2 separate regions of the Homo sapiens genome follow, and region 2 is linked to region 1. A link is a loop called in an ENCODE intact Hi-C map of the cell type or tissue named here. Cell type or tissue: endothelial cell of umbilical vein. All regions are shown on one strand. Each heading gives the region's core, and the rest is flanking DNA. Links, peaks and the distances in the headings are about the cores only. Region 1 overlaps LOC105376208 (a long non-coding RNA gene). Region 2 holds the start of LOC105376206 (a long non-coding RNA gene).

Evidence for each region. Hi-C counts contacts between places; a loop is a spot of excess contacts. Peaks named below come from ENCODE experiments on the same cell type or tissue, not always from the same donor. Only the 100,000 strongest peaks of a DNase experiment are listed, where the experiment ranks them.
Region 2: a loop joins it to region 1, with 7 times the contacts of the local background. A loop is called at or near these places in 8 of 110 quality-filtered maps.

What each region holds. Positions count from the first base shown.
Region 1 is chr9:107,750,233-107,762,452 of GRCh38, reverse strand. LOC105376208 (a long non-coding RNA gene) reads right to left here. Exons shown (of 7, transcript XR_930229.2): 2 at 9,902-10,062. It overlaps LOC105376209 (a long non-coding RNA gene), which reads left to right. Exons shown (of 3, transcript XR_930230.3): 3 at 1,164-1,564. Among named protein-coding and RNA genes, the nearest start is that of KLF4, 270 kb to the right of the region's middle. RefSeq lists enhancers at 6,891-7,185, 6,324-7,523, 10,433-10,532, 10,574-11,301. In endothelial cell of umbilical vein, for the core only: no CTCF peak of the experiment used is centred there; a DNase peak (open chromatin) is centred at 6,962; H3K27ac peaks cover 1,135 bases.
Region 2 is chr9:107,502,648-107,514,867 of GRCh38, reverse strand. LOC105376206 (a long non-coding RNA gene) reads right to left here and starts at 9,734. Exons shown (of 2, transcript XR_930224.3): 1 at 9,699-9,734; 2 at 1-204. In endothelial cell of umbilical vein, for the core only: no CTCF peak of the experiment used is centred there; DNase peaks (open chromatin) are centred at 9,997 and 10,137; H3K27ac peaks cover 1,186 bases.

The sequences.
Region 1 (12,220 bases), core at 5,892-8,391:
AGTCTCCCAGAAGCAGATTCCTGCACTGCTCATTTAGGAGAATCTGTATTAGTTATCTATTGCTGTATAACAAATTATCATAAAACTGGCAGGTTAAAACAATACACATTTATTTTATAGTTTCCATGGGTTAGGAGTCTGGGCATAACTTAGCTCTGCTCAGGGTCTATTATTCTAAATGAAGTAACTCAGGAATGGAAAACCAAACATTGTATGTTCAGGGTCTCACAAGTTGTCAGGCAGGCTGTGTTCTCATCTGGAGGCTCAATTGGATAAGAGTTTGTTTCCAAGATCATTTGAGTTGTTGGGAGAATGCATTTCTTTGCAGATACATGACAGAAGATGCTGTTTTTATTGGCTGTTTTCTGGAGGCCAACCACAGGTCCTAGAGACGACCCGCAGTTCCCTGCCACATGGACCTCTCCATAAGCAGGTCACCACATGGCAATTTGTTTCTTCAAAGCCAGCAGGAGAATCTCCTGCTTCAGTCCACTAAGATGGAGTCATATATAGTGCAATATGATCATGAGAGTAATAGCCCATCATTTTTGACCTACGATGGATGGATTTATTTGTATTTTTATCACCACTATCATTTACAATAATTAATATTATCATTCATCATAATCATGCTAAATTTGGTATCCTGAAATATAGTATTAAGATTCCATTTACCTTTTACATAAAAACCTTCCTTAGTTCTCAGTGCCTATGGAATAAAATCCAAGTTCTATAGCCTGCAATTCATGCCCCCCATCCCTGTTATATTCCTGGCCTCATCTTTGCCCAATCCTGGCTCTTTCCCAATGATGCCAAACACTTTCGTCTCCTTTCCTCCTTTCAGCACAGGTAGCCTCTCTGCCTGGCCTGAACTTTGCTTTCCTCTTGGTCAAGTTGGTGTACATATCTTTGCAAACTTATTGGGAAAATGACCTTTACTCTCCCGGAGCCTGCTCAGCCTCTCCCCTCTCTGGGCTCCATAGCTCTGGGAATGTGCATCTTTATACTGCCAGTCACACCATATTATATAATTGCATCAAGCAGTGAGTTTCAGTTCATCTCTAAATTCCAAGACTTGGTACAGATTAGGTCTCAACAAATCATGCTGAATAAATACACAATTAATTTAATTAACAGCAACTTTTCTTTTATGTCCTCTTCAGGTTTGCAAAGTATATTAAGCTGATGTGGGCAAGTTTGGAGTGAGGACGTTCAGCAAAAGACAGAGGGAACCAGCTGGATGACCCTAGCAGGCCTGGAACAGTTTGGAACCGGACGTCCTCTTCTTGTAGACTGACAGGCTCCGGAAAGAAGCCACAGCTTCTCCGTGGAGCCCTGGGCTCAGCACTTCCCGTATTCACTACTGCTATTCTCAGTAGTCCTCTTCCCCAAAGTCTGCTTCCATATTTTCAGGTCTTTGAATGTTGCAGCCAAACCACTGCTCTAGTTCTGAAAGCAGAACCAAAACACACCCCAGGCACCGTTCCCTCACCGACTTCCTATTCCTAGGGCTCCAATCCCAGCCTCCTACCCCTTCATCCTCTCCCTGCTCCCTTACCCTAGAAGCCACACCCACGTTTTGCGCCCTGGCCTTGCACACTGCCAGCCTCCTGCATGCTCTGAGTTTTCCTCTGGGATTCCTCTTCCAGCCAGGCTTCCTGAGACCCCTGTGGGTCTCAGGAACCCTGCTCCTCCCCGCTCTCCTCCTTGCTGAACCACTTCCCCATTTGAATCGTTAATCTCCTCCTCCCTTTATTCTGGGGGAAGCCTGTTCCAAAAGCCAGTGGTGACTTTCTTGGGTTAAAGGCCAGGATTAAAAATAAGTAGGAGTTACCATTTCTGGCCCCATAGTTCCTCAGGCAGGAAGGAGCCACCAAGGCAGCATGGCCTGACCCAGCACAGAGACTGCCGAAAATGACCAGGCCAGCCAGTCCCCCAGGAAAACAGGTCAGGAAAAGCCAAGGCCCACCAAAGGGGTCCAAGAATGAGTTTCGTTTTGTATGAAATGTAGGGAATATTCAATATGCCCATTTTAGAGGCGATTTCTCTCCATTGTGATTCTAGTTAAAATCCACAACCAGAATTCACAGAAGCAGTACTGGGTGAGGGAAAGATATGAAAAAGCTTGGATTTGAATCCCAGCCGTGTAACCCAGGACAAGGTGTGCAAAACCCTGAGAAGCCAAATTTCTCCTATAAAACGAGAAGGAGAAAGCCCTCTACTTGGGATGATTGAGAATCAAATGAGACAATATTTAGTAACTAGCACAGCACAGAATCCGTGGAAGTCTCGCCAAACAAAGCTAATTACCTTCTCCTCTAAAAGTGTTGTTGTTGCCTTCAGTGGAGGCCCCTGGGAGGTTGTCAGGCTGTAGCACTGCCCTACCTGGAATGCATTTAGTACCTGTACCTGCAGGGCACTGTCGTCACTGCCTCATGGGCCTCGCGGCAGGCCTGCCACCACTCCAGCTACCAGTCCAGCCAGGGTGGTGATAAATGGCCCTGAGCCAGCATCCTCAGCAACTTCAGGAGCTGCTGGGAAGAGGTGGCTTTGATGTCAAGCCAAGGGAAGACGTGTTACAATTATCTAAATTATTCAAGGCCCCCACAAATTTCAGAGAGCTGTAGGTTGCTTGCAGATGATTGTAAATTCCCTGCCTACCACTTCTTTATCACACCAACTAGGCTTTCAGTTCCCTGTCAAGTCCCTCTGTCTTACACCTCAGTGCCTTTGTATGTACCAGAGTCTCTGCTTAGAATTCTTTTTGCTCCCCTGTCACTGCCCAGAACATCCCCCCTCACACTTCAGGTCTCAGCCCCATGGTCCCTGTTTCAGGAAGCCGTCCCTGATGGTTCTTCCCCAGTGTTCTTTACATGTGGCATTTTTGAGTCTGCTATAATCACTCATTTATGTGCCTGGGTCCCCAACAAAATTGAAACTTCTTCGTGGGTAGATACTGACCTTTGCTCACATTCATGCCCGGTGTTCACACAATGCCTGCCACAGAGAGGTTCCCGATACATGTTCATTGAAACTCACTTCTACAACTGTGTGGTAGTAGAAATAACCAAAGCTCGAAAAACTAAAATACCCCCTTTTGAATTCAGGCTGTATCACCAAATAGCTGTGACATTGGTTTGAATTCCTTAGACTCTCTGCCCATCAGTTTTCAGTTGGTAAAATGGAACTATGAAACCAGTCTCAGAGAATGGTTTTGAGAAAACACACACATGCCCCAGTGGGGCCACCTCTGCACAGCTAGGGAGAAATGGAGAGTGGAGCCATTTCACTGACACTCCAGGTCAAACAAGATTACTCATCACCACCTTGGGTGTTGACCTTGATGTCTTACTCTCAGCCTTCTTCCATAATCCAGGCCTGGGACTCAGGAGGGAGTCCAGGAAACAGGAGGCTTCCTGGCCTTTAGTTCAAGGGCAGAAAACAGGAGGACTCTTGGCCAAGGGCAGAGCCCTTCACACAGATCTCAGCCAGATCTTACCTCCCTGGATAGCATCCACAATGACGCTGAAAGGGGAACTTCCAATGGATGCTCTCTTAGGCAAGAATGGACACAGTACCTGGCTCCAAGATGCAGATTCTGGCTGCCATGTTGAAAAACAGGACAGCTGGAAATCTCAAAACAGGACTTGTTTTCCCAAAGCATAAACCTGCATTTCAAGCCAGGACTCTTTTCCTGTCCTTAAGAAGAATGGCGCCATGAGTTGGATATTAGTTACCATAGGTTGGGTTATACTCCAGTAACAGAGAACCACCAATAATCTCAGTGGCTTAAAATCACAAAGGTGTCTTGCTCACAGATTGGTTTTATGGACCTGCAGAGTCCCCAGGACCACCAACCTCCATAGGGGATAGCTCAGAGAGGCAACTTCACATCAGCATGAGTTTCCCCAACAGCCTGGCCAAGGAAGAGCAGGCACCAGAGCCATTAGCCATCACATGCTCCACCTGGACGTCAATGTGGTATCAACTTTGTGTCTGTTTATCCTCTAGAGTATAAGTGCCTTCAGAAATATAGCCATCCTTCTTATTTTCAGTGCTGTGTACCTCTTTATATGTTTATAATTCATTTACACCTCAACTAGAACTCTGAGTTGTACCCACAATAATCCGTGCCAGGTTCTGGGCTGGGTGATGGGGACACAACTATTAACAGAAACAAGCCTCAGCCTCTACCGTCCGTGAGCTCACAGTCTAGAGGGGGAAGCTAATGTTAAACAAACAAACAAACAAACAAACACAAAAAAACTAATTCAATCCTATATAATCAGGGCCATCACTGAAATCCATGAAATCTGCTATAGGAGTGAGTTAACGGAAAAATAATCTTCCCAGGAAATCTTGGAAGGATTTAATGAGGAAGTGATACTTGAGCTAGCTTTTAAAATATATTTTCCCAGGTAGAAGGGATGAGAAGGGCAAAGTCAAGGGCAATAGCATGGACATGGACATTAGGGGAAGTCTGGCATATTCAGGGAAGGGAGAGCTTCATTCTGTGTGTTCCTGGGAAGTTGCGGATGAGATGGGGATGGTGAGGGTACAGAGGGCAAGAGGAGCAGGGCTACATTACGGGGCACCATGTATGTCTGACTAGGGAGTTTGGGTTTTATTTAGTGGGAAATGGGAGCCTTTGTAGGTTCTGCAGGAGGGACGTGATGCTATGGAATATTAGAATCTCACCCTGGCTGCAGGAGAAGAATGTATTAACAGGGGAGCACCTGGAGCCATGGGACTAGTGATAATGCTTTTGAAGTAGACAGCCTCCCAAGTCTCTCTAAAAAGGGCCCTTGGTCTTGGTTCTGTAGCAAGAGGGTCCTCCTGATTTCTACAGATGTGTCTTACTTACGTGGGTACATGTGGATACATATGCACATTACAGGATGTTTAAAGTCCTTCAATATTGATTTGTGTATAAAATCTCTCCAAGGAAGGCAAACAATGGGCAAAACTGGGCTTACCCAGAGTTCAGTATCAAAATTGCAGATGACGGTTGTCAATTTTTCTACAGAGAGCTAGAAGCATTGGAGTCCATGACATAAGACATAGCATCTGTGAAAACAGGGACTGGCCTATGGGTGGATCTCTTAAAAATGTTGATGCTTTCTATTTCTATGAGGAAATCTGCTGTGAGACACTTATTTCATTCTGTGAATGTCAAAATTAGGTGACCTGTTAAGCTCCTTTCTGCTCTGGCAGAGACTTAAGTTTTAAATTAAACTTAAGTGTCGAAGGGCTAAGTGACCCATCCAAGGTTGTACAGAGAGTTATTAGAATCCTGAGATAGCAAGGTCTAGTGGAAAAACATTCAAAGTGGGTTAGTTTGTCTTTGTTTTGCCATCACACAGAAATCCACATATGGGGGCCCTAATGATAAATCAGTTAACTATTCAGATATAAGATTATTTTTCAACTCAATAATATAAAAGTTGTTTTTGGCCAGGCACATTGGCTTACACCTCTAATCCCAGCACTTTGGGAGGCCGAGGCAGGTGTATCACTTGAGGCCTGGAGTTCCAGACCAGCCTGGCCAACATGGTGAAACTCCATCTCTACTATAAATACAAAAATTAGCTGGGTGTGGCAGCACACACCTGTAATCCCAGCTACTTGGGAGTCTGAGGCAGGAGAATCACTTGAACCCGGGAGGCAGAGGTGCAGTGAGCTGAGATTGTGCCACTGCACTCCAGCCTGGGCTACAGAGTCAGACTTTGTCTCAAAAAAAAAAAATTGTTTTTAAGAATTACTTAATTGACTTTATTTATGAAAAGACAAAACAGATTTCCCTGAGTGTAAGTCTTGTGCTGGTCCGTGCTCAGTCTAAGTTGGTGAGAATATTGATGTGTTCAGACAGAATGGGTTTGGAAAGAACAGGTATTCATGGAGGACTCCTCCAGGTTAATTCCTAATTACATCAAAGAGTGTTGTTTTCACCTGTAGCCAGTCAATCATGAAAGAAGGATTTCTATAGAACCAGATAGGGCTAAACATGATCTAGAATTTGGCCATAGGATTCAACAGAAATCTCAACTTACCATCCAGAACTTTTCATGAGTAGCCATAGTGTGTTTTTCAGCTTCATTTTTCTACAATTGAGTCAGGCTAAGCAGGGAAGGTGCTTGATAATCATACCTACCCTCAGGCGCCCATTCCAAGCACATCATAGCAACAGGATGGCCTGTCCTTTGATCAAAATCTGAAAATTTTTTCTGGATTGTTTCATTTCATTTATATCATATATATCAGTCAAGGTTCTCCAGAGAAAGAAGACCAATAGTATCTAACTATCCATCTATTTATCTATTAATCTATCTATCCACTCCTCCATCTATGTGTGTATGTATATACACACATGTATATATACATATATGTATATATGCATGTATGTGTGTATTTGTATGTGTATACACACGTACATATCTCATTTGCCTCATTGAATTGTGAGGCTAGCAGGTCTGAAATCCATAGGCTAGGCTGGCAGACTGGAAACTCAGCCAAGAATTGATGCTGCAGTCTTGAGTCAGAATTTTGTCTTCTCCAGGAAAATTCAAGTTTTGCTCTTAACGCCTTCAACTGATTAAATGAGGCCCAGTTCTTTCCTTTACTTAAGGACAAGTGATTTCCTTTACCTCTTCAAAATACCTTCACAGCAACGTCTAGATTAGTGTTTGCTTAAATAACTGAGCTGACACAAAAAACTAACCATCATGCCAAGTTTCTGCCATTTTTCAAAATCTGTGATTCGACTGGATTTAAGAAAATTTAGTCACACGAGGACAGTACTTTTTTCAGCTGCCATAAGCTCAATACATCTACCCAAATCAGTCACGCTCTTGTTTTTTTCCTTGTAATATTGAGTTTAGTGTGCCCGGATGTCTTGTCACATCAATTAGGAAGCAAAAATGTATGAGTCATGGAGCATGCGGCAGAGTGAATTTTCAAGTCCCCTGAACAGGTTTTTATGACCCAGCCATCTGATTGCCCTAAAATAAACCCAACTGCCATGTTCCGCCTCACCTTTTCCCAAATGCCCCATGGCCTGGAGATGACTCAGGGCCCAAGAATGAAGAAAATAATCAGAATCTCAATCACTTCCTCTATCACATCTTCAGTGAGCCTGACTTACAAAACAGAAACTCTCCAGAAGAATAAGGCAGTGAAAGCTGAACCCAGCTACCTTCTTCTTGGATATGAACAAATAATTATAATATTCTTTCCCTTTCATGGAAGGAGCCCATCTGTGTCAAGGGAACTCAATTTTTCTGCATTTAGCTTGCATGTCTCAGATGCCATGTTGGCAGGTGGACAGCCCTGTTATTTGTTGTGTGCTAGCTAATTGTACAAGATCCTCAAACGCAAAATGAAAAAGACAGTTTGGGCACAGTGGCTCACGCCTGCAATCCCAGCACTTTGGGAGGCCGAGGCAGACAGATCACCTGAGGTCAGGAGTTTGAGACCAGCCTGACCAACATGGAGAAACCCCGTCTCTACTAAAAATACAAAATTAGCCGGGTGTGGTGGCGCATGCCTGTAATCCCAGCTACTGGGGAGGCTGAGGCAGGGGAACTGCTAGAACCTGGGAGGGAAAGGTTGCAGTGAGCTGAGATCATGCCATTGCACTCCAGCCTGGGCAACAAGAGTGAAACTCCGTCTCAAAAAAAAGAAAAAGAAAAGAAAACAAAAGAAAAAGACAGAAAACAGCTAGTTCTAAGGAGAATATGGAGCAACCATCAAACACGGTTGAGAAGCATATAAACCAAGTACAACAATTTTGAAAACCTGTGTATATATACACACACACACCGTAGGAGAGGAATTGCTAGGGAATAAAGTACTTATAACTTTGTAAGTAATGTGTGTGTGTGTGTGTGTGTGTACACATACCCTAGAAGACCTATATATATGTGTGTGTGTATATGTATATGAGACCTATAAGACTGGGGAGGTGTGTGTGTGTATATATATATATAGGTGTACATAGGTATGTATATAGTTGGACACACACCTATATGCATACCTATATACATAGTATTAGTCTGTTCTCCTGCTGCTAATAAAGACATACCTGAGACGGGGTAATTTATAAAGGAAAGAGGTTTAATTGACTCACAGTTCAGCATGGCTGGGGAAGCCTCAGGAAACTTACAATCATGATGGAAGGGGAAGCAAACATGTCCTTCTTCACATGGTGGCAGCAAGGAGAAGTGCCAAGCAAAAGGCGGAAAAGGCCCTTATAAAATCATCAGATCTCATGAGAACTAACTCACTATCACAAGAACAGCAGCATGGGGGTAACTACTCTCATAATTCAATTACCTCCCACTAGGTCCCTCCCATGACACATGGGGATGATGGGAAATATAATTCAAGATGAGATTTGGGTGGGAACACAGCCAAACTATATCATACACCTATATACACACACATACACACCACCCCCAGGAGAGGAATTGCTGGGGAATAAAGTGTTTAAAACCTTGTAAGTAATGTGTATGTGTGTGTGTGTATGTGTGTGTGTGTGTATATATATATATGTATATATATATATATATACACAGACAGAGAGAGAGAGAAAAAAGTCATGGCAAAAACCACAATTACTTTTACACCAACCTAATATATATGAGACCTATAACACTGTGGGGTGTGTGTGTGTATATATAGATATAGATATAGATATAGATATAGATATAGATACAGATATAGATGGATATAGGTATGTATATAGGTGGACACACAGCTATATACATATCTACACACACACACACCCCCATCTCTCTCTCTCCATGTATATATATGGAGACACATGTATATATCAAACAGAAATGCACACACACTGAAATGTTCATAGCGATGTTATTCATAATAGCCAAAAGCTGGAAACAACTCAAATGTCTATCAATAATAGAATGGATAAATTAATATAGTCACACATTGGACTACAATGATGAGAATGAGAATCTGCAGCTACATGCAACATTAGGGAAGAATTTTATAAAATAATATTGAGCCAAAGAAGCCAGGCTCACAAAAAAAGAAGATATTGTATGATTCCATTGATAGAAGCCATAAAAACAGGCAGAACCAATCTATGGTAGAGGAAGTTGACACATGGTTACCATTGAAGGGAGCATAATAACTGGAAAGGGTCAACTGGGGGCTTCTGCGCTGGTGGATTATATTTACTTTTCTTATCACTGCCTAATAAATTACCCCCAAAACTTAGGGGCTTAAAACAACAATCATTTCATTATATCTCATGATTTTGTGGGTCAGAAGTTTGGTCAGGGCTCAGGTGGGTGATTCTTTTGCTCCATGTGGTTTTGACAGGGGTCACTCAGTGGTCTTTAGCTGGCAAATGGGCTGCTTTGCAGGGTCCAAGAAAACTCTCCTAACAAATTTCCTGCTTTGTCAGGGATCACCAGAAGTCTGGGTTCCACTGGAACTGTCAACAGGAGTGCCTATATGTGGCCTCTCCAACATGGCAGTCTCAGAGTAGCTGGACCTCTTATGTAGTATTTCAGAGCTCCTGGAGAGGGTTTCCAAGAGACCCAGGGAGAAGCTGCAAGGTTTTTTATGATCTAGCCCTAGCAACATTTCCGCTTCATTCTATGGTCAAAGAAGTCATTAAAGCCAGTCCAAATTCAAGGGGAAAAGAGGAAGAATTCCACTTCTCCAGGAAAAGGACATTAATATACTTGGAGGAAATGAACTGATGGCAGTCATCTTGGAGACAGGTGACCAGAGGGAATGTTCTGCTTTTTGATTTGGGTGTTAATTATAGGCTCTATTCAGGTTGTGAACATTTATCAACCTGTATACTTCTAGGTGCCCTTTTCTATGTGTATATAATTTTAATAAAATATTGCAATCTAAACAGACTTACCAAGCAGAATAACCTTTGGAACAGACAGGTCCCATTTGGACAGGTCCCATCTCTGTGGCTGGATGGATACTCCTGCTTCACTGGAGTCACATGGCCCCTCAGCATTTCTGTGACCTTGGGTTACATAGGTGTGAAGGTCAGGCCTCTTGCTCTGTTAGGGTCTCCGTTTCAATGACAAAAGAAAACATTTATTTGGATTACTGTGAGGAAGAATGAGACAAATGAAGAGAAAACTTCTGGCATATCCTAGATGCTCAGTAAATGAGCTTCATTTCATTTCAAGCCCTGAGTGCTGCCTCAGACCCTTGACTCCTAGGCTGCCAAGGAAATTAGCAGCTAGGACTTTCTAGAAGTCTTGCCAGGAGTCCAGAGAGAGCTTGTCTTCCAGCCCCCCTTGCTCACCTTGTGAGCAGAGACAGGGGTACATTCTCAGGCACCTGTGCCCTGCAGGGAGGGCCTGGGTCAGAAGCCGATGAAAATAACTTTGCAGCTGCCAGGACTAGTCCAAAGTCCCCAAGCGCAGTGACAAGTGAATCACCTCAACGAACGCTTAGTCACTGCAAGGTACTTTCCACACAGACACATGGAGATGGTTACCAAAGAAATGTCTGCTGGCTGCTCTCACATCAGCTCAAAGAAAATGTTGTTGTAACCTTTACTTTGGAGGGGGAAAAAATAGCATCACTTTCCCTTTTCCTTTCCTTTTCTTTTTTGGAGAGAGATTCATTGGCAACATTGTTGAAGTGGTTGTTTTTATTTACCCTGGAGAAAGTTTCCAGATAGCTCTGAATCCAGAGCTTTGTATATGTAGCAGTCCCTTCAAGTCTTAAGCTCTTAGTGTCTAAGTGTGTAAACAACCCCCTTAGAGGAGACTGTCACGGACCATCCAGATCACAGGGCCTCCCATGAAGCTCCCTGATGGCAAGCAGAGTCCTCCAAGCTTTTAAAAGTCAGAGATGGGAGGTCCAAATCCCTCTGCCCTGTATTATCAGTATAGCCTCAGGGCAAAGGGTTCCAACTTCCTGAGCCCCCTACTTCTTTATTAATAACAATGAAGCTTCATTATGTGTACCCACAAGGTGGTTGTGAGAATTAGATGAGGTGGTGTGCAGAAGCATCCCCAACAATGCTTGGCATTCTCATAGTAGTTGATTAGTTAAAGTAAGTTAATCTCTCCTTCTCTCTCCTGATTCTTCCTTTGTTATTTCTCTTGCTGCCTTTCTCTTTTTAAACTCCCTCTCTTCCTTCTCTTTTCTTCCTTGCCAAACTTAATCAACCCTCATTCTCTCCTATTCTCTCCTTTCCTCTCTGCTGTCTGCGTGTTTTTTTTTCCTTCCTTTTTTGCCTTGTTTTCAAGCCTCACCCCCCCCCCCCCCGCCTCCACACACACACACACACACACACTCACAGCCATCTCTCTGGCTGGTACAGCTTTGGCATAAAGCTATTGAAAGCCAGCCAAATTCTGGTTAAAAACACTGCAATTCTTGGCCAGACTTTCTCTCCTTACAAATGAGGGTGATGTTTCAGGCATGGGAAGTCTTCCCATCCATTTAGGCCCCAGGGAAAAAAATAGCAACGCCTCAGTGTGTGGCCTTAGGTGGACAGCGAAGTGGGGCTCTGGGTATTGACAGAAATAAATCTGGTGTTTCTGAAAATTGTGAAACATGCGCAGTGAATGTGTCATCCCAGCAAAAGTGAGTCAGCTCCTAGGCCGGGGCCCAAATCTGGCCGCATTTGCTTTCTAAATAGAAAGTGTATTCCTGGCCAGCCCAACTTAGCAAATCAGCGGTCAATGAGAGTGGAAAGACAGGCAGAAAAAGAGACATGCAAATGTATACTTTGCAAGAAGGTTACTGGAAAAATCAAATTCTCTCTCTGTGATTTTAAAAAAAATCATTCATTTTCTTCTTTTCTTTCTATCCTGATATCTGCATCAAACTTTCCTTTTCATCATTATTTTACCCCTTCTGGAGTGGCCTTCAAAACTAGGAACACAGCAAAGTTGCAACAAAGCAGCCTGGAGTAATTGGGTGCTGTAAACTTTGGGGTGAGACTGACCTGAGTTCAAATTCTGACCCCACCTTCAACAAGTTCTGTGTGTGTTGTGTTGTGTTGTGTTGTGTGTGCATGTGTATGTGTGTGTGTGTGTGTGTGTGTGTCCTTGGGAAAATTTCTAACCTCTCTGAAGATTTAGTATCACTTTAACCAAATGGGAGAAATCCAGTGGAGGGTAAAGTAGGTAACATCAGCAGTGCCTAGTTTATGGCAGGTGTTTGTCATCTCTGAGTCACCTTTCTCTTTTTTAGGAAGGGAAGT
Region 2 (12,220 bases), core at 8,513-11,012, 250 kb after region 1:
AGGCCAAGCCTTTTCATTTCTCTGTGTCTTTGTACTTGCTCCCTAAACCTGGAATGATGGCCTTGCCCTTTACTCTCTTCTCTCTCTATTGACTCCTACTCCTCCAATTCCAGCCCAAAGGCTTTCTCCTTTGTGAAGGCTTTCCCCATTGCCCAACTTGCAAATTCAGCCCTCTGGCCCTCCACATCCGCAGGTTCTGAATCCCTGTGGATGGAAAATATTCAGTGGGAAAAAACAATTAAGAAAACCAACACAACAACAAAAAATAAGGCAAATAAAAACCAAGACACTGTTAACAACTAGATAGCATTTACAATGTATTAGGCATGATAAGTAACCTACAGATAATTTTTTCTTTTTCTTTCTTTCTTTCTTTCTTTATTTTTGAGACAGGGCCTTGCTCTGTCACCCAGGCTAGAGTGCAGTGGTGCAATCTCAGGTCACTGCAACCTCCACCTCCCTGGTTCAAGTGATCCTCCCACCTCAGCCTCCCAAGTAGGTGAAACTACAGGCACACACCCGGCAAATTTTTTGTATTTTTTGTAGAGACAGCAGGGGGAGGGGTCACACCATATTGCCCAGGCTGGTCTCGAACTCCTGCGCTCAAGAGATCACCTCGGCCTCCCGAAGTGCTAGGATTACAAATGTGAGCCATCGCACCCGGCAGAGATAATTTTTTAGAAACAACAACAACAAAAAAATACGACAATTAAAAGTAATACAAATAAAAGAATACAGTATAACAAACACAGCATTTACATTGTATTAGGTATTGTAAGTAGTCTAGAGATGGTTTAAATTATTCAGGAGGATATGCACAGGTTATATGCAAATACTATGTCATTTTATATAAGGAACTTGAGCATCCAATCTCCCGTGAATATGAAAGGACAGCTGTAATTGCATGATCCTCTTGAGATCCTTTATACTTCACTTGTAGTGCTAACTAGTTCCTGATTCCATTCTGCTTTGGGTTACAGACAGTTGTTGAACTAGGTTAGCCAAGCCCTCACTGATGTCTGCTTCAGTGTTAAGCCCTTGACCTTAATTAAAGGCCTTCACAAGAAAGGGCAGACAAAAATTGGCAATTGTGGTAAGGCTGTTGCCAAAAACATTAATTATTGTGTCTATCAATGTCCCTCTGTGGGCTTACAGGTGAGAAGTGAGCTTAAGGTTTAAGGACCAAAATAGCAATGAACTTCTTCCTTTCTGATAATGAGAGCTACGGAACTTAGCTTGTTCCCTTTTTGTCTTGGCTGCCAGGAAGCTAAGTTGCTAAGATGTGATGCTCAATCATAGCAACTATATCACATGCTAGTTTCCTTCTTTTTTTAATGACTTAATGACTTGGTTTTCTATTTCTATACTATTAACTTTATAATGGAAAAAAAACATATTCTTCACTGTGAGTCACTTCAAATAGTTTGTAGAGTGGCAGAGTAAAGTAAAAATATGAAGAAGCTATTCATGCTGGCTTCATCTGCAGAACAGTTCTTTGACATTTCATAAACTGTTTGAATTTCTTTCTTTCTTTCTTCCTTTCTTTTTTTTTTTGAGACGGAGTCTCACTCTGTCCCCAGGCTGGAGTGCAGTGGCACGATCTCGGCTCACTGCAACCTCTGCCTCCAGGGTTCAAGGAATTCTCCTGCCTCAGCCTCCTGAGTAGCTGGGACTACAGGCACCTACCACTATGCCCGGCTAAGTTTTTTTGTAGTTTTAGTAAAGACGGTGTTTCACTGTGTTAGCCAGGATGGTCTCAGTCTCCTGACCTTGTGATCTACCCGCCTTGGCCTCCCAAAGTGCTGGGATTACAGGCGTGAGCCACCGCGCCCAGCCAACCGTTTGAATTTCTTAGTGTCTATATTAGTTAAAACAAAAGTAATTTTTTAAATGTAACCATTTATAATTCTGACTCTCCCAGGAAGGAGCTAAAAGCTTTCTTTCTTTTCTTTTTCTTTTTCTTTTCTTTTTTTCTTTTTCTTTTTTTTTTTTGAGACGATGTCTTCCTCTGTCACTCAGGCTGGAGTGCAATGGCACCATCTTGGCTCACTGCAACCTCCGCCTCCTGGGTTCAAGCAATTTTCCTGCCTCAGCCTCCTGAGTAGCTGGGACTACAGGCACCTCCCACCCCACCCAGCTAATTTTTGTATTATTAAAAAATATGATATGTTGGTCAGGCTGGTGTCAAACCCCTGACCTCAAGTGATCTGCCTGCCTCAGCCTCCCAAAGTGCTGGGATTACAGGCATGAGCCGCTGCACCCAGCCTTTTTTCCTTTTTTCTTTTTCTTTTCTTTCTTCTTCTTTTTTTTTTTTTTTTGAGAGGAGTTTCACTTTTGTTGCACAGGCTGAAGTACAATGTTGAGGTCTCAGCTCACTGCAACCTCTCCACTTCCCTGGTTCAAGTGATTCTCCTGCCTCAGCCTCCTAAGTAGCTGAGATTACAGGCATGCACCACCACGCCCAGCTAATTTTTTGTATTTCAGAGAGACGGGGTTTCACTGTGTTGGTCAGACTAGTCTCAAACTCCTGACCTCAGGTGTTCCGCCCACCTCAGCCTCCCAAAGTGCTGGGATAACAGGCATGTGCCAGCACCCCTGGCCTTTTATTTATTTATTTTTGAGACAATATCTCACTCTGTCACCCAGGTTGGAGTGCAGTGGTGTGATCACAGCTCACTGCAGTCTCGATCTCCCAAGGCTCGGGTGATCCTCCTCTCTCAATCCCCTTAGTAGCTGGAACTACAGGTGCATGCGACCATGTCCAGCTAATTTTTGTATATTTATTTATTTATTTTATTTTATTTTTGAGATGGAGTCTCACTCTATTGCCCAGGCTGGAGTGAGTGGCGCGATCTCGGCTCACTGCAACCTCTGCCTCCCAGGTTCAAGCGATTCTCCTGCCTTAGCCTCCTGAGTAGCTGATATTACAGGTGCACACCACCACACCCGGCTAATATTTGTATTTTTAGTAGAGACAAAGTTTCACCATGTTGGACAGGCTGGTCTCAAACTCCTGACCTCAAGTGATGTGCCTGCCTCAGTTTCCCAAAATAGTAGGATTACAGGCATGAGCCACTGTGCCTGGCAGCTATAAGCATCTTGATAGTACAGCTTATACCATTTATACTTATCTCTGGATCTCCCATCATACAGCAGAGTACCTTCTACATAACTGGCATTCTGAAAATATCTGTTAAATGGATGGGGAAAAAAGTCCACCCAAGTGAATGCACTCCATTAGAAGCCAAAGAGAGTCCCAGGCTTCAAATCAAATAATTCTAAATTCAAACCCATCTCTGGCTGGTCACACAGCACTAAGAGGGGCAGTCACTTGGATCTATCTGAGCCCCCTTTCTTTATCTGTAAAATAGGGCTTTATCTACTACTGTTTTAGAGTTGTTTCGAGGATTAATTCAGAGAAGACATGCTTAATATTGCAAATTACCTTCCTTTTAATTAAAAGCGTTCACAGCGAGGAAAAACAGGCAACTGACCACCACAAGCTGCACCGCTGGAGAGCATGGGAGGAGGTACACAGTGGGTTGTCATTAGTATGGACAATGCATTTTTTTCAGCACTAAAGAAATTGGACAAAATAAGATGAAAAGAGAGTCTCAGCCCAAAGGCAGAAAGATACAATGGTCTTTATCTGCTAGTTATACAAACCAGCTGTTTAGATTGAAAAGATTTTGCTCAATCACTAAATATAATACATAAGTGATGGAAAAAAATAATGAATTTTTGTTTTTTACCATCTATATTGTCCTAGAGTTGTCGTAGAATTTTTTTTTCTTTTTTGAGATGGGGTCTCGCTATGTTGGTCTTGAACATGTGGTCCCAAGTGATTCTCCTGCCTTGCTCTCCCAAAATGCTGAGATTACAGGTGTGAACCACCATTCCCGGTATAATTTTTTTTTGATCAAGGAATACAAATACCACTGATGGGACTCAAGGTGATTTGATGTGGTACACAGGGAAATATTTATTATTTTAATTGTTATGCATTTATTATTTATGCTTTACAAAACATTGAGCTAGCATATCCAAACTGCAATATTACACATATTATTATTAAATATGCTTTAAAGTTTCAAAATATTTTTTAAATATGTGGATTTAAAGAAAAATATTATCATAATATGACTAATCAACACACCTGTGCCAAAAAACTGAACATAGTTCTAGGATCACGGAAGTGGTGGAAAAGACAGCTTTAACATGTGGGTCTTTTTTTTTTTTTTTTGAGACGGAGTCTCGCTCTGTCGCCCAGGCTGGAGTACAGTGGCGGGATCTCCGCTCACTGCAAGCTCCGCCTCCCGGGTTCACGCCATTCTCCTGCCTCAGTCTCCAGAGTAGCTGGGACTACAGGCGCCCGCCACCGTGCCCGGCTAATTTTTTGTATTTTTAGTAGAGACGGGGTTTCACCGTGCTAGCCAGGATGGTCTCGATCTCCTGACTTCGTGATCCACCCGCCTCGGCCTCCCAAAGTGCTGGGATTACAGGCGTGAGCCACCGCGCCCAGCCAACATGTGGGTCTTGAGCAACTATTTGATTTAAGAGAAGTTGTGACCCTGGGCCCCTCCATTTCTGTTTCCAAATGTCTTTTCAAAAGATTTACTTATTCTACCTACACACTCTATGCTGGCCCCCCCTGGATTTTATCCTGGTCCACCTGCATACCCTATACTCTCCCATCTCCGTGGCTTATTTGTGCTGAATTTTTTGCCTGGACACCCCTCCTCTTCCCTATCTGCCAGGCGCACCCCAAGCAGAACCAATCCCCTGTGCCCTCTGGGCTCCTAGGCGTCCTTGCACACCCCTCTTGCTAGTATCACCTTGGCACCTTGTATTACAGTTTCTTTCAGGGTGTGTCTCCTAGGCAATGTCTTGTTTATCTCTGTGCCCTGAGTTCCTAGCTGGGGGCGTTACATGATTTTAAAAAAATCATGGAGACCATATTAGATTTAGAAATACAAGGGTACAAATGCTTGTCTTAATCATTTATCAGCACTCAGAGATCACAGAGAGAACATGACTTTCCTCTTCCCAGTACTCTCCTTATTAACCCTAACTAGGTTAGTTTTCCCTATGATAAGCTTTGCTACACTGTGCATCCTCCCTCAAAGCAGTGATTGCAGTCTGGTTTTGCTTTTGTGATTATTTGATTAATGTCTTTCTTCTGACAGTAGACTATAAGCTCCTTGTGAGTAGGGATCACATCTATCTTTGTTCGCCATTGATGTTCCGAATGCCCAACCCTGAGCCAGACACATAGCTCGTGCTCCCCAAATATCACACACGTGCGCACGCACACACACACACACACACACACACCCAGAGTTGGTCTTCTAGCTCTTACATTGTTGTAGAGATCATTGCGGAGGCAGATGGTTGAACACAGAGACCTGTGTAAACTTTCCTGTTTGTTTTTCAGGTGGATTACAGTGGAAACACGATGTTGGCCAACCAGAAAGGGAGAAATTCAAAATGGTAAACGGAGCACTCTCACTTGCAGGGCTCTCTGAAGCCTTGACAAACAACACAGAGCCAAAATAAATTTTTTAAAAGTATATCCCAGCAAAGGCATATTGACCTTGTCCTTTCAAGAATTTCCCCAACCATTAGGAAGAAAACCCTTAAGGATGGAAATTTGAAGGGGACTGAGGCAACCAGGTAATATATTATATACGCTGACAGCTTCTTAGAACTGGGAGAACACTGAGACAACGGAAACAAAGGAGAAGCAATCTGTGTTATACTAAAATAAAGGCAAAGCCACTCTAAGAACTGCTTTTGTTTAAGCAGACAACAGATTTTTTTTTTTTTTTTAAGGATCAAAGCTACTTTACAAGCTCAATTTTCAGAAGAGTTGCAAGAAGAGCTAAGGAGATAGAATGTCTCAGCCTTGAGAGCCAGCTCGTCCACTGCTCTTTACCTTTCTAATGTGAGAATATCTAGACCGGGCCACTGCTCATGCCTATAATCCCAGCACTTTGGGAGGCCGAGATGGAAGGATCATTTAAGTCCAGGAAGAAAACATTTTAATAGAATATCTAGGCGAAAGCCTTCCACCCCAAATCAAGAACTGACCTAGCCATCCTCATGAATCCTGACACTCTGGAGCCACAAAGACTGCCTTCTCTCCCTCCTCTTGCTACAAATAAAGAGCTTAGCCATGATGGGCTATGTCACAACCACACTTTCAGGAAGGTCCAGAGCTGAGATTAAGTATCCCCCACCTGTCCTGTGTCTAGGTATGAGAGTCAGCACCTTTTATATGTTGGGTCCAAGTGCACAAATGACTATCTTTCTTTTTTGAGACAGTCTCGCTCTGTCACCCAGGCTGGAGTGCAGTGGCGCGGTCTTGGCTCGCTGCAACCTTGGAGGCCTCCTGAGTTGAAGAGATTCTCCTGCCACAGCCTCCCAAGTAGCTGGGATTACATGCACCCGCCACCACGCCCAGCTAATTTTTGTATTTTTAGTAGAGACAGGGTTTCACCATGTTGGCCAGGCTGGTCTCGAAACTCCTCACCTCAGGTGATCCACCCGCCTGGGCCTCCCAAAGTGCTGGGATTACAGACGTCAGCCACTGCACCCTGCCAAGAGTGACAATTTTAACGTTGTATTGGATTTGTGTATGAGAGCCTCAATCCATTCTGCATACTGTGTCTCTACAGTGAAGTCACAGCCTCAAAGGTGTACTTAATCTTTGTCTGAGAGTCACCAACCCACCTGTGGACTTTAATCACATATCAAAGTCAATTTTTGAACTTTCTTTTTTTTTTTTTTTTGAGATAGAGTCTTGCTCTGTCACCCAGGCTAGAGTGCAGTGGCGCCATCTCAGCTCACTGCAACCTCTGCCTCCCAAGTTCAAGTGATTCTCCTGCCTCAGCCTCCTGAGTAGCTGGGATTACAACCATGTGCCACCACACCGGCTAATTTTGTTTTTTCTTGTATTTTTAGTAGAGACAGGGTTTCACCATGTCGGTCAGGCTGGTCTGGAACTCCTGACCTCATGATCCGCCCACCTTGGCCTCCCAAAGTGCCAGGATTACAGGCGTGAGCCACCATGCCTGGCCACGAGTGACAATCTTAACGGTGGATTGGATTTGCGTATGAGAGCCTCAATCCATTCTGCACACTGTGTCTCTATAGTGAAGTCACAGCCTCAAAAGTCTACTTAATCTTTGTCTGAGAGTCACCAAACCACCTATGGACTTTAATCACATATCAAAGTCAATTTTCAGCTTTCATCTGCCTTCGTGTAGAAGATTCAGAACCTCAACAGGTTCTGAACAGAGCAAACAGCAGACCTAAGCCTCCAAGTGTGTGGTAGCCAAGCTCAGACTAGAGCCCAGGCCTTCCACCTCCGCAGCCAGGCCCTGTCCCTGCCTAGCCTGCTCTGTGGCTAGACAAGACCAAACGTTAAGCCTCTACCTCCCCACAACCAGCATGCCAGGCAAAGCTGACTGGCTGCAAGCTTCGCCTTCAGATCAACCGTTTTCACTCCACATACGCTCTTCTATGGTTTATTATCTCTTAGTGGCTTTTCATCCCCACAGGCATTCCTGAGAAATCTGCAAATAGTAGCAACTTGGAAAACAAGTAGTGAGTCTGTTGGTACTATCTTTTCTTCAATATTAACTTGTTTACAGGCAGCCTAAACGGATTGTGCTGCATTGGTCTTGAACACCAAGACAACAGTATTTTGGCTGGCCCCAAGCTCTTTGAGGGCAAGAACTATGTCTGATTTATTGGTGAGACCCTGGTGCCAAGGTACCTGTCTGGCTTATAGTAGGATAACAAAATAAGAGGCTGTCCGAAACTCACACAAAATTTGAAATTGAAGCCAGGGAGAACTGGGTGAGAATCCTTAAGCAGAAGGTTACAAAGTTACCTAATCTCTGTGGGCCTCAATTATTCTCATAATTATTCTCATATAAAATAAAACAGGCATTCAGGCGCGGTGGCTCATGCCTGTAATCCCAGCACTTTGGGAGGGCGAGGCGGGCGGATCATGAGGTGAAGCATTTGAGACCAGCCTGACCAACATGGTGAAACCCCCATCTCTACTAAAAATACAAAAATTAGCCGGGTGTGGTGGCACATGCCTGTAATCCCAGCTACTCAGAAGGCTGAGGCAGGAGAATTGCTTGAACCTGAGAGGCGGAGGTTGCAGTGAGCCGAGATCGTGCCACTGCACTCTAGCCTGAGCGACAGAGCGAGACTCCATCTCAGAAAAATAAATAAAATAAAATAAAATAATACAGGCCAGGTGCAGTGGCTCACACCTGTAATAGCACTTTAGGAGGCCTAGGCAGGAGGACTGCTTGAAGCTAGGAGTTTGAGACTAGCCTGGGAAACAAAGCAAGACTCTGCCTCTACAAAAAATTGAAAAATTAGCCAGGCATGGTGGCACGCACCTGTAGTCCCAGCTACTTGGGAGGCTGAGGTGGGGGGATCCCTTGAGTCCAAGAATTTGAGGTTACAATGAGCTATGATTGTGCCCACTGTGCTCCAGCCTGGGCAACAGAGCAAGACCCTGCCTCTTAAAAATAAAATAAATAGGCTGGGCACGGTGGCTCACACCTGTAATCCCAGCACTTCAGGAGGCTGAGGCGTCTGAGACCAGCCTGACCAACACGGTGAAACCCCGTCGCTACTAAATACAAAATTAGCTGGGCATGGTGGCGTGTGCCTGTAATCCCAGCTACTCAGGAGGCTGAGGCAGGAGAATCGCTTGAACCCAGGAGGAGGGGGTTGCAGTGAGCTAAGATCACACCACTGCACCCAGCCTGGGCAACAGAGCAAGATTCTGTCTCAAAAAATAATAATAATAAAATAAAATAAACAGGCCAGGTGCGGTGGCTCATGCCTGTAATCCCAGCACTTTGGGAGGCAGATCACCTGAGGTCAGGAGTTCAAGACCAGCATGGCCAACGTGGCGAAACCCTGTCTCTACTAAAAAATACGAAAATTAGCTGGGTGTGGTGGTGGGCACCTGTAGTCCCAGCTACTCAGGAGGCTGAGGCAGGGAGAATTGCTTGAACCCGGGAGACGGAGGTTGCAGTGAGCCGAGATTGTGCCACTGCACTCCAGCCTGGGCAACAGAGTGAGACTCCGTCTCAAAAATAAATAAATAAAAATAAAAATAAAATAAATAATAAATAAAAGTAAATAAAGTCCAGGCGCAACGGCTCCTGCCTGTCATCCCAGCACTTTGGGAGGCCGAGGTGGGCGGATTGTCTGAGCTCAGGAGTTTGAGACCAGCCTGAGCAACACGGTGAAACCCCGTCCGTCTCTACTAAAACACAAAAACTTAGCCAGGTGTGGCAGCATGCACCTGTAGTCCCAGCTACTCGGGAGGCTGAGGCAGGAGAATCGCTTGAACCCAGGATGTAGAGTTCGCACAGTGAGCTGAGATTGCGCCATTGCACTCCAGCCTGGGCAACAGAGCAAGACTCCATCTCCAAAAAAAAGGAAATAAAATAAAATAATACAAATACCACCTACCTTATAGAATTGCTATGAGAACAGAATGAGATAACAATGTATATGGAGCACCAGGCAAAGTCATAGCCCTGACAATGACCATGTCCCCCGTCAATGTTAATGCAATGAAAGGATGAAGTCAAAGTCAGAGTTGTTCTTTTCTAGGAGACGAGCAAGAAATAAAAAGAAGCAACGAATGCAATTACCCAGCCTGTGAGTGGTCAGTGTTTCTTTTGCTACTTGTTGTCTGAGCTTACAGCCTTCTTTTAAAGCTGGTCCTGCCTCGTCTCCCAGCTTTTGCTTCATCTTTCTGTGAAGTCATAACTCTGGGCTGACTCTGTCTATTGACACAGAGAGGCTGTGAGTCACAAATTCAACAGGATGACTTTGCTGCAGGGTGATTGACTGGAAAATGTTCCCTCATCTGAAAAAATCTTTTTTTCAAGCAAATGGACATGCTTATTTTTGCAGCATGGAGTGCAGGCTCTTTATTTATTTGATATTGGTTTCTTGACATTCAAGTTGACCAAGGGAGGGCTCACGATAGTCATAATTTTGCCTTGTGAAGTGATATATACTTTCCCCCTCCCTCCCCTTCTCCCTTCCTGCTGACTATTATATCTAAAACAAACAGTCCCAGCACAATAGTTAGATTGCACTTGAATTTGGTGTTTACTTGACATTTACACACTGGCCATGCTGGACAGCTCAGTCATTCCAGAACAGGGCCCGGCCAGCAAGGATTGTGTTCTCCTTGTGCTCAACCCTGAGCAGGACAAGATCCTGAGACAGCTAGACAGCGTCTTGAGAAAGTGTTTTTGCTGACTCTTATGCCTGAATTACTCTTACACCTGAGTAAGTGTATGTTAGGGGAGAGGAGGGTATCAGAATGTCTTCAGTCTTGCCAGAAAATCTCTCCCTTACCCACGTGGGGCAAACTGGTGGTACCACTCTGCCTCTTCTTAAATCCAACTCGAACACTGCCCAGTGCTAAATCTCCTCAGGACTGGCTGGAGATTACTAATTTGATCAATTTCATCTCCAGTTCTTTCATTTCCTCCTCTGTGTGATAGAATTAATAAACTTTAGGCCAGGCACAGTGAATCACGCCTGTGATCTCAGCACTTTGGGAGGCTGAGGTAGAAGGATTGCTTGAGGCCAGGAGTTTGAGACCAGCCTGAGCAACACTGCGAGACCCCATCTCTACAAAAAACTTTTTGAAAGTAGCCAGGCTTAATGGTGGCTTCCTGAAGTCCTAGTTGCTCAGGAAGCTGAAAGGGGAGGATCACTTGAGCCTAGGTATTTGAGGTTGCAGTGAGCTATGATCATGCCACTGCACTCCAGCCTAGGCAATGGAGTGAGACCTTGACTCTAAAAATTAATAAAATAATAATAATAATACCTACTTTGCAGGATTATTTTGGGTATAACATATGCAAAGTATATGGGGAAGTTTCAGGCTTTTTAAAGGTTCTCTAAAAGTGTTGGTTCTCGGCTGGGCGCGGTGGCTCACGCCTGTAATCCCAGCACTTTGGGAGGCCAAGGCGGGTGGATCACGAGGTCAGGAGTTTGAGACCAGCCTGGCCAACACAGTGAAACCCTGTCTCTACTAAAAATACAAAAAATTAGCCGGGCATGGTGGCGGGCGCCTGTAATCCCAGCTGCTCAGGAGGCTGAGGCAAGAGAATGGCTTGAACCCAGGAGGCGGAGGTTGCAGTGAGACGACATTGTGCCATTGTACTCCAGACTGGGTGACAGAGAGAGACTCCGTTTCAAAAAAAAAAAAAGTTGGTTTTCACCCTCTTCTGAGGTCCATGCTTCTGGTTTCAAAAGGTAGATGGGCTCATAAAAGTAAAGTGTCAGGGCCAGGTGCGGTGGCTCACGCCGGTAATCCCAACAGTTTGCGGAAGCTGAGGCAGGTGGATCACCTGAGGTCAGGAGTTCCAGACTACAGGGTGCCTGTAATCTCAGCTATTAGGGAGGCTGAGGCAGGAGAATTGCTTGAACTCGGGCAATAGAGGTTGCAGTGAGCCGAGACAAAGCCACCACACTCCAGCCTTGGCGATAGAGACTCTGTCTCAAAAAAAAAAATCAATAAATCAATACATGTGTATTTTAAATAAAATCCGCAGCCTGCCTCTCCAGATATGACCACAATTCAGTTTGAAGTATAAGTCTTCACATTTTTTATACATATGTGAAAATAATAAAATTTATTTATTTATTTATTTACATAGGGCCTTGCTTTGTTGCCTGGGTTGGACTGTAGTGGCATGCTCATGGCTCACTGCAGCCTCGACCTCCTGGGTTCAAGTGGTCCTCCCACCTCAATCTCCTGAGTAGCTGGGACCACAGGTTCTTGCCATCACATCTGGTTCATTACTTTTTGTAGAGATGAGTTCTCACTATGTTACCCACACTGGTCTGGAACTCCTGAACTCAAGGGATCCTCCCACCTTGGCCTCTCAAAGTGCTGGGATTACAGTTATGTGCCACCATGTCCAGCCCAATCTCCTTTCGATGGACATTTAGATTGTTTCCAACTTTTCATTACTACAGAATTTCCATGTGTACTCTTATTCACTTATTTCCTTAGGCTCAATTCATAGAAATTGATTTACATTTCAACCATTTCAAATTGTTCCTCAAAAAATTTACATCAGTTTACATTCTCATCAGCAAGATATCAACATGTTGGTTTCCTTACGTACTAACCAGTACCGAATAT